3 separate regions of the Homo sapiens genome follow, and all the other regions are linked to region 2. A link is a contact called in ENCODE Hi-C or POLR2A ChIA-PET data. All regions are on one chromosome and are shown on one strand. Each heading gives the region's core, a stretch centred on a gene start or an enhancer-like site at or near the end of the contact. The rest is flanking DNA. Distances are from core to core; before and after follow the strand shown. Region 1 overlaps PPP4R1 (protein phosphatase 4 regulatory subunit 1). Region 2 overlaps RAB31 (RAB31, member RAS oncogene family). Region 3 overlaps VAPA (VAMP associated protein A).

What was found. A loop is a pair of places that touch in the nucleus more often than their neighbours do. ChIA-PET counts read pairs that join two places held with the same protein, here RNA polymerase II (POLR2A). Pooled maps may share reads with other maps.
Region 1: a pooled map shows a loop between it and region 2 (2.7-fold over the local background). The contact joins two enhancer-like sites. A Hi-C loop is called at or near these places in 2 of 168 maps with a recorded cell type or tissue (ovary and right cardiac atrium) and 3 of 50 pooled maps. POLR2A ChIA-PET finds 5 or more read pairs at or near these places in 1 of 52 experiments (activated T-cell).
Region 3: a loop to region 2 is called in a map of endothelial cell of umbilical vein, with 2.7 times the contacts of the local background. The contact joins two enhancer-like sites. A Hi-C loop is called at or near these places in 4 of 168 maps with a recorded cell type or tissue (HCT116, PC-9, endothelial cell of umbilical vein and 1 more) and 8 of 50 pooled maps. POLR2A ChIA-PET finds 5 or more read pairs at or near these places in 1 of 52 experiments (HEK293T).

The regions. Positions count from the first base shown.
Region 1 is chr18:9,593,636-9,597,110 of GRCh38, reverse strand. It overlaps PPP4R1 (protein phosphatase 4 regulatory subunit 1), which reads left to right. Exons shown (of 20, transcript NM_001042388.3): 3 at 1,958-2,093; 4 at 3,237-3,343. Among named protein-coding and RNA genes, the nearest start is that of PPP4R1, 19 kb to the left of the region's middle. Within about 2 kb of position 2,035, at least 3 of the 41 ENCODE cell types and tissues checked have a DNase peak (open chromatin) inside an H3K27ac peak, as active enhancers do.
Region 2 is chr18:9,769,739-9,773,117 of GRCh38, reverse strand. The region is part of intron 1 of RAB31 (RAB31, member RAS oncogene family); the gene reads right to left. Among named protein-coding and RNA genes, the nearest start is that of RAB31, 63 kb to the right of the region's middle. RefSeq lists an enhancer at 1,704-1,753. Within about 2 kb of position 1,522, at least 19 of the 41 ENCODE cell types and tissues checked have a DNase peak (open chromatin) inside an H3K27ac peak, as active enhancers do.
Region 3 is chr18:9,950,440-9,954,005 of GRCh38, reverse strand. VAPA (VAMP associated protein A) reads right to left here. Exons shown (of 6, transcript NM_194434.3): 5 at 3,438-3,566. Among named protein-coding and RNA genes, the nearest start is that of VAPA, 38 kb to the right of the region's middle. Within about 2 kb of position 1,250, at least 2 of the 41 ENCODE cell types and tissues checked have a DNase peak (open chromatin) inside an H3K27ac peak, as active enhancers do.

The DNA of each region.
Region 1 (3,475 bases), core at 786-3,285, 180 kb after region 2:
GTGCAGTGGCTATTCACAAATGCAGTTATAGAAGAGTACACCCTCGACCTCCCGTGCTCAAACAGTCCTCCTGCTTCAGCCTCCTAAGTAGCTGGGACTACAGACACTATCAGCATGCCTGGCTCTGTCATTTTATTTATTTATTTACCATTTAAGGTGTGAGGGTTAAGTTGGTTCCTGTTAATCCATCCTTTGTCAAAAGTGGAAGATCATGTTTAAGTGTTCTTTAAGTACAGAAGTTATTTTTATTTTAACAAAAGGAACTGTTGTGTTCTCTTTTTGATAATGTTCTGTTGGGAGTAAAAATGTTATCTGTTTAAAGTAGTCAGTTCTGTAAGATGGGCCCATGGTATATACACATTTACTTTAAAAACAAGCATTTTAAAATGCCCTAACAGCAATAACAGTTCATCAGGAAATGATGAATCTTTTCTGTCTCTCATATAGCAACATTTGGGAGGAGTTTCTTAGGTGGTTTTCTTTTTCTCTCTTAAGAGCTAAAGGAGCAACGACAAAATCTCATTGTGAGTGATGAACAGATTTATTTGTTTCAAAAATACTTAAATGCTTACTTTGTGCCTGGAAATATCCTGGAGATGAAGCAGTGTATGGGATAAAAATTTCTGTCCTCATGGAGCCAATAACTTACTCTAGAGAGACAGACTATAAGTAAAACAACTAATACGTACCAGATGTTGACAGGCACTATTGAGAAAGTAAATCAAGTAATGCAGGGGATAGAATAGGAAGTGCCAGGAAATAATAATAAAAATTTCTTGGAAAGCTCTTAGGGCTTTGGGAAAGGCCCTGATTTACCTCTGGATCGCATCCTTTCCAACCCCATGGTGTTTCCATCAGTAATATTTTCTTATTGCTAAAACTTCAATTTATATTTATTTGTTGACTGTTTACTTTCATTATATAACCATGTGCAACTCTGTCTTCTTTTAAACATTAGGAACAGAACAAAATAAATAATCTTTATTTTGCTTGAATGCCCTGGCTAGTAATCTAATCCAGTTTACTATATCACAGCCACAGTTCTGGAAAGTATATTTTGTATTCATTGTCTTCACTTTATTATATTTTCCTTTACCTCTTCAGTCAGGTTTGGCTTCTCGGCTTTCATGCAATGGAAAATTGCCCTTGTCACACAGCATGGCACAAAAGTACCAAATTCAGTGGGCACCTTTCAGTTCTTCCTTGACTCCTTTGGTAGTAGATGCTGTTTAATCATACTTTCACTCATTGCTTGGTTCCTTTGAAATAATTACCTTTTGGTTAGTTTTTAGCCATTCTTTCTTGGTCTTCTCTTCCTTCTCCTGCAGCTTGAATGGGTGTCTGGCCTTTTAGTTTGTATTAATACATACTTTTATTACAATGATCATTTTAAAGTAGATTGTTTTCTGTAGAATATTAGCTCTTTGAAGTCAGAAACATTAGTATTTTCATTGTTGTTTCTCCAGCATCTACCCTAGTACTTGGCACAAATGTATTTAATAAATATTTGTTTAATGAATGTAAATATATTAATGTTTTTAGCTTTCTTCTATTAAGTGAAGTTAGATACCAGTTTCATTAGCTTTATCTTCCACATTGCAGGACTAACTATATTGGTGCTTGACTTTTTGTGTGCCTATTCACAAGTTGTTAGTGTCTTGATTGAACATGTTCTCAAGACTGGTCACTTTCCTGCATACTGAGTTTCTGTAGCCTCTGACCTTTGTGCTTTTAGAGCCAAGTAGAACTTTGTGCTTATAGAGCCAAGTAGAACATATCTGTAGGAAAAGGAGAGGAGGTATCTTTTAGTTATTTGTGGCTTCTGGATTGATTCTGAGAGTCTCTTGTGATTTTTTTTTTGTACCATTCCAGAAACAGATTTGTACTGCTTCAGACAGGCAAGGGGTACATTTTAGTTTCAAAGTGTTATAAGGAGTATTTCTGATGTCTCTGATAGTTGGTGTGGATGACTACAGCTCAGAGTCTGATGTGATTATTATACCTTCAGCCCTGGACTTTGTCTCACAAGATGAAATGTTGACGCCCCTGGGGAGATTGGACAAGTATGCTGCAAGTGAGAACATATTTAACAGGTATGTGCATATTCTTTTTGTTAAAGTGGAAGTGGAAGGGTGGTTTTATTAACTTCAGTAGGGAAAATGAAAGTATCCACTTTAAAGGAGGTATTATTAACAGGCACAATCTGAGTCACCAAGTTTTATTCATAATCACAGCATGAGCAGTTTTGTACTTGTTTATTCTTTGATCCTAGTAAGCATACAACATGCTTTCTTTGCAAAAAAAAAAATTACCATTAATTACCATTGCTTTTCTGCCACTGGACATAATTTTGGTATTCATATAAATTGCTTATTGGGAAGTACATTATTCCTTCAACACATGATGTTGTATACCTGCTGTATGACGGGTGATGCTCAAGATCATTGGGTCACACAGCAGTGACCAAGAGCCAGCACTCTTCCTACTGCATTGTGTTTGTCCAGCCATGATCCCAGACCACCTATATCACACTTTTCTGGGAAATCAAAAAGTCTTGGTTCAGATTTTTTGGGTATAGCTATGCAAAACTCATACTACTAAAAATATGTAAGGGTAACATTTTGTATAATGAATGAGTGTGTTTTTTCATTGTGATAATTGAAGGACAACTGAAATGAATTTTTGGTGACTTTTTACCAAATCAGTTAGATAAAGATTAAAAAAAAATGTTGTAAATATTCAGTCTCATCTTGTTAAAATAAAATCAATACTGCCGTTTGCCACTTAGGAAATTATAGACCTAATATATGTTTTAATAATGTAATAAGAAAAAATTTTCTTAAAAAATATACAGATTTTGTCTTTTAAAATTCTAGATATCGGCCAGGTGCAGTGACTCATGCCTGTAATCCCAGCACTTTGGGAGGCCAAGGCAGGTGGATTGCTTGAGCCCGGGAGTTTGAGACCAGCCTGGGCAACATGGTGAAACAGCATCTCTACTAAAGATATTTAAAAATTAGCCAGGTGTGGTGGTGCATGCCTGTAGTCTCAGCTACTCAGGAGGCTGAGGTGGGAGGATTACCTGAGCCAGGGAAGTCAATGCTGCAGTTAGCCGTGATCACACCATTACACTCCGGCCTGGGCAACAGGAATGAGGCCCTGTCTCAAAAAATTAAAATTCTGGATATTAGCTATTGATGCCATTGAACATACATAATTTTGTTTTTTTTGTGTAGACAAATGGTGGCCCGGAGTTTGCTCGATACCTTGAGGGAAGTCTGCGATGATGAAAGAGATTGTATTGCTGTTTTGGAAAGAATTAGCAGATTGGCCGATGATTCAGGTATATGTGGAGAAAGTGAATTTACTCTATTCTAGAAAGGCTTCTTTGATCAAATTTGTGTTTCTAAAAACTAATGAACAAGTTAATGTGATATGAGATAGCTTTAAAATATTTCCTAAGTAATTATCAAAC
Region 2 (3,379 bases), core at 273-2,772:
CAGCCTGCACTGACCCTGAGCCCTAACAAACACAGCACCAAAGCTGCTGTTTATCTGCATCGTGCAAATCGATGCACAGAGTTCAAAGAGGTGACGGCAGAATCAAAACATCAGCTCCTGAGATGCCAATTGATGCCGCTGCTATTTCTGAGCTGCACCTCAAGTATGGATTCTGGCTCATGTTCCCTCGCAGTCCCCCAAACCACAACTCTTTTCATCTCAGTTGTTCTTAAGACCCCCTGTGGAGGAGCAAATCCTTGCCAGACTGTAGCCCACGTAGCCCCCAAGAAACTGGACACTGAGGAACTGTGACAGCCTGCCCTGCCCTGCCCTTGAAGATTAGGAAATTGCCCCTTACAGCAGGCAGCACACTTTCATGAGGCCAGCTGATTCCTACAAACTGCCAAGGAGGCAGGGTGGGGACCTCTCCCCAACACCGACCACGCTCATTTCTACCTTTCTCCATCACAGTTTAGGAATTCTCCTTCTCAGGGCTATTCCATTCAATCGTTCATTCACTCATTCTTCACTCGCCCAACAGGCATTCCCCAAACCCTCCCTTTCCCATGCCAACAGCAGGCTAGACCCCATTGGCGGGGAGATACCATTCCACCCTCCCTGGCCTCCAGGAGTTCTTAAGCAGGGCCAGGCACACGGCAGGAGGACCAGCACACAGTGGTGATGGGGCTGCCCCACCTGTGGCCCCTCTGAGCTCAGGAGACAACTCCTCGATTTGCTCCTTTTTTTCATTCCTTGATACCCAGGCTTACCCTATCACCCAGTGACAAACCTCGCCTGGTTTCTGTGTGCCCCGGGGCCTTCCTCCTTAGGCTGCAGGTGCTTGCTCAGTTCCCTCACGTGCCCCTGGGGCACAGGGCTGAGGGTGCATCTTCTCGGTGGGGGCGCTGGTCTGAAAAGCACCCCTTTGGAATCTATCATTTACTCTCCCAAGGGATGTGCTCAAAACAATGGACACAAGTCTCAAAGCAGCCAACAAATCAATCCTGCAAGGCCAGCCCCAAAACGCCCTTGAAGGCGGAAAAGGGAAGAAGTCACTTGACAATGCTCAATGTTCAGCTTTACTCATCATCCTCTACAAAGGGCTCAAGCGTCAACGCCAACTTGTCTGAAGAGTTACAGCAGCAAGTCTGCTCAAATTTAGATATAAGCACTGATTTTTCAAACAACAAAGTCACTGTCTCTTTATTTTGAAACATTTTAACTCTCACCTCTTTTAGAATGCACTGTCAAATGTACATTCTTACACACTTGATAGGAAAGAAATAACAGGACGAAAGGATAGACAAAGTTTTAGTTTGTCTCAGAAAGGGAAACATTTCTGCAAAGAACACCACCATCGAATCCTCTCTGACCCGTGGCTTGGGACCGCTCAAGTGGATGCAGTTCCCGACCTCCAGGGGCGACTGCTGTTCCTCGGCTGGCCACCAGGGGCACACCCTACCCGCGGTTTGCTGAGGACAGGCCAGGAGCCAGGCTAAGGAGTCACTCCGCGCTGGGAATGCCCTTCCCCGCAGGAAACTCGCTAGGGCTGTGACACACACACAAGGAAAGTGCCAGGGTAATAGTGGCTGTCGCATGTGAAGACACAGAGGTAGGACTCAGAAAAGAGAATGAAGCCTACTGGGTGAAGAAGGAGCCTTGGAAGAGAGAGACAGGATCAGAGAGGCCTGTCTTTAGGGCCACACTGACGGAAACCCATCTATGTATATATTATTCCATTTCGTAAGATTCTGAGAATACCACAGGCCGTCTTGTCCAGTCCCCTCGTTTTGGTAAAGAGGAAACAGTGTGACTTCCTCAAGGTCACATAGCTGGTTGGTAGAGTCAGAACCAAACTCTTTTGAGTCCTAGTCAAAACCTCTTAAGGCTCTCACTAGGTTAAATCAACTTCCCTGCTAAGTGTACATTTTTCCTTTATTTTTTTAAGAGAGAGGGTCTTGCTCTGTCACCCAGGCTGGAATGCAGTGGTGCAATCATAGCTCACTGCAGCCTCGAACTCCTGAGCTCAAGTGATCCTCTCGCTTCAGCCTCTCCAGTAGCCGAGACTACAGGTGTGCACCGCCACACCCTGCTATTTTTAAATGTTAGGGGTTTTTTTGCAGAGACAAGGTCTTGCTATGTGGGGCAGGCTAACGCAAACTCCCAGGCTCAAATGATCCTCCGGCCTCAGCCTCCCAAAGTGCTGGGGTTATAGGCTTGAGTCACCACACTGGCCTAAATTTCTCAAAAAAAAAAAAAAAAAAAGTCAAATTTCTAGAACTCACAAGTACTTTACTAGTGCTTTCTGGTTTCACGTTGCATAGCTCAAGTTACTCATAGCCTGACAGGCTCTGAAGATAGCCGCTGCAGCCTTAACAGTAATGAAAGGGGCTCAAATTATTGACTGCCGGGGAGACATTAGAATAAACCCGATTCTGACTCCAGAACCTGAAATAAAGTACAGTAAAACCCTACCTGTGGGCCAGATAGTGTTTCATTGTATAATCATTTGTATAGTCGATATCAGAGACGTACTCATGCCCAGCAATTGGTTCCATCTACTTCCTGGGAAATGGATCCCTCATATGAGATTCCTCTCTGAGAACAACCACTTATTCTGAAATGACAACCCCTGCTGTTTGAATTGTCACACTTATTAATCACATGTAAATCTATAATTATGAAATCAGGAACCACAAAGTTTTGGCTGCTGCCACACAAAACGCTAGGCACCACCAATCTGTGAAAACCAAGCACTAACACTTGATTCATTCCTGGACTCCTGCAACGGCCTTCAAGCTTCCTATCCCTCCAGATTAAGAATGATACCTCCCACTACAAGGAGGAGCTGCTAACATTCCTTTTGAAACTATTCCAAACAATAGAAAAGAGGGACTCCTCCCTAACTCATTTTATGAGGCCAGCATCATCCTGATACCAAAACCTGGCAGAGACACAACAAAAAAAGAAAATTTCAGGCCCATATCCCTGATGAACACCAACGCAAAAATCCTCAATAAAATACTGGCAAACTGAATCCAGCAGCATGTCAAAAAGCTTATCCACCACAATCAAGTTGGCTTTATCCCCGGGACGCAAGGCTGGTTCAACATATGCAAATCAATAATCGTAATCCATCACATAAACAAAACCAATCACAAAAACTACATGACATGATTATCTCAATAGATGCAGAAAAGGCCTTTGATAAAATTCAACACGACTTCATGCTAAAAACTCTCAATAAACTAGGTATTGATGGAATGTATCTCAAAATAATAAGAGCTACTTATGACAAACCCACAGCCAGTATCACACTGAATGGGCAAAAGCTGGAAGCATTCCCTTTGAAAACCGGCACAAGGATGCCCTCTCTCAC
Region 3 (3,566 bases), core at 1-2,500, 180 kb before region 2:
AACGAGACTACTGGAGCTAAAAATCTATAGGGACGGAAAGTAGATTAGTGGTTGCCTATGGCTGGGGACGGAAAAGGGGATTAACTGCTAACCACATAAGGAAACTTTCCGGGGGTGATAGACATTCTAAAACTGAACTATAGTGATGGTTACAAAGTTCTATGTATCAATGAATTGTACACTCACAGTGGGTGTCTCCATGGGATATAAATTATACCTCAATAACACTGATTTTTTAAAACTGGAGCTGAGAAATGTATTCCTAAAAAGCAAAAGTTAGATAGGCTATATTTACCTTTTTTTAAATCCCACTAAAAATATAATTAAAGAAGAGTACTTCCAAGGTGGCCCATGGTATTTAAAATCAGTTACATCCGTCCTAGCCCAATCAGCCAAAAACTACCCAGACCTGTAGTCTGCCATTTGGGTTTACTGACACACTGCAACTAAGGAACCGGAACAGCAGAGGCACAAAAGGGTGTTCTTGCCGTAAACAGAGATATGGTATCACAGAATTTGGGGGAAGGAAACAGTTTAGCGTGAAATTTAAGTAACAGTGTTTTTATATGCTCAAAGCAAAGCAGAGGGCTGTGTGTAAAGTGGTAGCACCAGGTCTCGACTGCAAAGCAGAGAAAGAATACTGTTTCTTCAGAAACTACAAATTTAGATGAGAAATGTACATAGGAAACCCTTATCTGAAGCTCTGCACCTGGACTGGAAAATGAGGGTGCTTCTCTGTGTCAAAATGACTTAGATCCTCCAGTCAAGAGTAGGCTGCTTCATTCTTGCTGATATGGCTTCACACAGCACTATGTCTTTAGAGCAGAAGGTTTCTCAGAAGAAAGCAGAAGTCACTCCAAGCAGGAGGTTGTTATGACACTGTGTGCAATGTGAACCTTGGGAAAAATACTAATACCTGTTAACTACACAGTTGTCTTTATCTCTGTCTGTTAACCAATCTGATAAATGGCAGGACAGTTTTTTACTTTTTTCAGTACAAGGCAATATTTTCTCCCATGATTCCTTTATTGTGCTTATAAATAAACACTAACTAAAAGAGTACACCTAATGGCACAGTTTTATTTGCATTACTGGATTTTCTGGAGTTGGGTTTTTTTGGTCTCATGCTAATTAGTCCTATATAAACAGTAATTCTCAGTTTCAGCTACACATCACAAACATCTACAGAACTTTTAATACTCCTGTGATTGTGACTCATTAGGTCTGGGGCAAGCCTGGTCAACTGTAACTTTTTAAAGCTCACTAGGTGATTCACATGCAGTGTGAATTAAGAACCACAGGGCTAGGGGAATTAAAAGGGATAGTGAACAGACAGGAGCAAGAAAGTGAACCTGGCAAAAAATTATGGTGGGCCTGTGTATAGGGTCTGAAATTCTGTAAGCCAGTGGGTCTTCAAGGGTTTTGTTTTTTTTTTTTTTTTGAGACGATGTTTTGCTCGTCACCCAGGCTGGAGTACAATGGCGTGATCTCGCTCACTGCAACCTCTGCCTCCTGGGTTCAAGTGATTCTCCTGCCTCAGCCTCCCAAGTAGCTGGGATTACAGGCACCCACCACCACACCCGGATAATTTTTGTATTTTTAATAGAGACGGGGTTTCACCACGTTGGCCAGGCTGGTCTGGAACTCCTGACCTCAGGTGATCCACACGCCTCAGCCTCCCAAAGTGCTGGGATTACCGGTGTGAGCCACCCGCCCAGCCCAGCTTTTTTGTTTTACTTTTCCAGCAGCAGAATCATCTCTCAAATAAAATCTCATACAGAACACTAGCATAAAAAGAGTAGAAACCAGGAATAAAGTCTCTCTCACCTACTTCCCTGGTTCACTCTTCCTATTTTCCAGCCCTGCCCCATCTATGTCATTCTCACTGTTTCCACTTCTCCCCTCCCTGCCAGAGGTAAACAGTGGCTTTTGAAAGAAATCTATTGAGCACCCTAAGGAGCACATCTTTATCAAAGAACAGAACTATGGAAGTCATGGCAGATGAAGTAAAAGTAACCAACAACATCCTTTAAAAGATCCATGGCGTGTAGGTGTGAAATAAAGATATTCTTTCCGCTACCCAGACAAGTGCTTGGAAGCAGACGGGTACCCCTCGAGGGGGTACTATGAAACATCAAGCATGAAGAGACACAAAAATTCACTTTAAAAAGCATTTCAGCAAAGGAGTTCACAGATCGACTTAAAACACAGTGCCTTTAATTTAGAGTGTAGTTCCTACATACACCTAACAAAAGGAATAATCAAATAACTCCCATCATTTAGCTTATTTTAGTTACATACATTTTTGTATCATCTACTTTGCTGCAAAGAGCTTCAAACAAAGCCTAGAGAGCAACGTATAGGTATTTAGGTCTTGAAACAAGTAATTACTTGTCAAAGACAAATTATTCATAAATTTCAGACATATTCAAATCAGTCCTCCTTCGCCATCCATTTAATTCAATCAAATACATGAATGACTACCACATGCATGTATGGTGAATGCAGAGATAAATGAAGCACTGCCCTTGCCACCAAGGCAATTACTGCCCACTAGAGGGAGAAAGGCCTCTAACAAGTAAGAGCAGTAGAAGGCGATCAGCATAGTGGAGGCACAAAGCAGACATGACAAATCGATTTTTTTCTTCTTTTGGAGAGGGTCCCAGCAAAGGCTATATGCTGTAGTAGCAAAACGTCAATGTGTGTATGTGCTGTGTCGGGAGGGGCAGGGTTCTGGGCCTTTCCAGTCACAGTGAAGAGCTTACACTAAAGCAAAGAGGGGTGATAAACAGATGCTTCTCCAGCATACTCCAGCCCAATGCTGCCCCACGCAAATACAATGTGAGCTTCAAATGTGAGCCCCGTATGTAAAGTTAAATTTTCCAACAGTACATTTAAAAAGTAAAAAGAAATGGGTAAAATTCATTTTAATAATATATTTGATTCAACCCAATATACCCAAACTACTATTTCAGTATGTAACCATTAAAAAAAAAAGATTTTACCTTTTTCTGTACTAACTCTTCAACATCAGTATTTTACACTCAACAGCACAGCTCAATTTGAACAAATCCCATTTCAGTGCTCAACAGCCCTAGGTGACTAATGGCTATGATGTGGGACAACACAATCCTAGGCAGTTCAGTATGACTAGGGCACAAAATGGGAAGGACATGAGAAACAAGAGCAGAAGCTGGCAATACTGCAGGCCAGATCACAAATAATTAGAATGTGTGCTAAAGTAAGGAACTTGCAGCAATGAGAAACCACGGGAAGACTGTTAAAAGAGGAGTAGGGTGGGGAGCAAAGGCACTGGGGCAAAGAAGAAAGAACTGACCAAGCAAAAATTTAAAAGCTAATTGCTAAAATGGCCTAATAACACTCACATGTCCTATACCTTCATTTCAATCAATTTATTTTCAACCAACAGAACTTACTCTCAGGTGCCGATTTTCTTCTGATAGCTTCATCATTTCTCCCTGAAGTCTTTTACACTCTTCCATTAGTTTCCTTGTTTCGGTATCATTAAGTGAAACACTGTGTGGTTTTGGCATAGGTCCATCTTG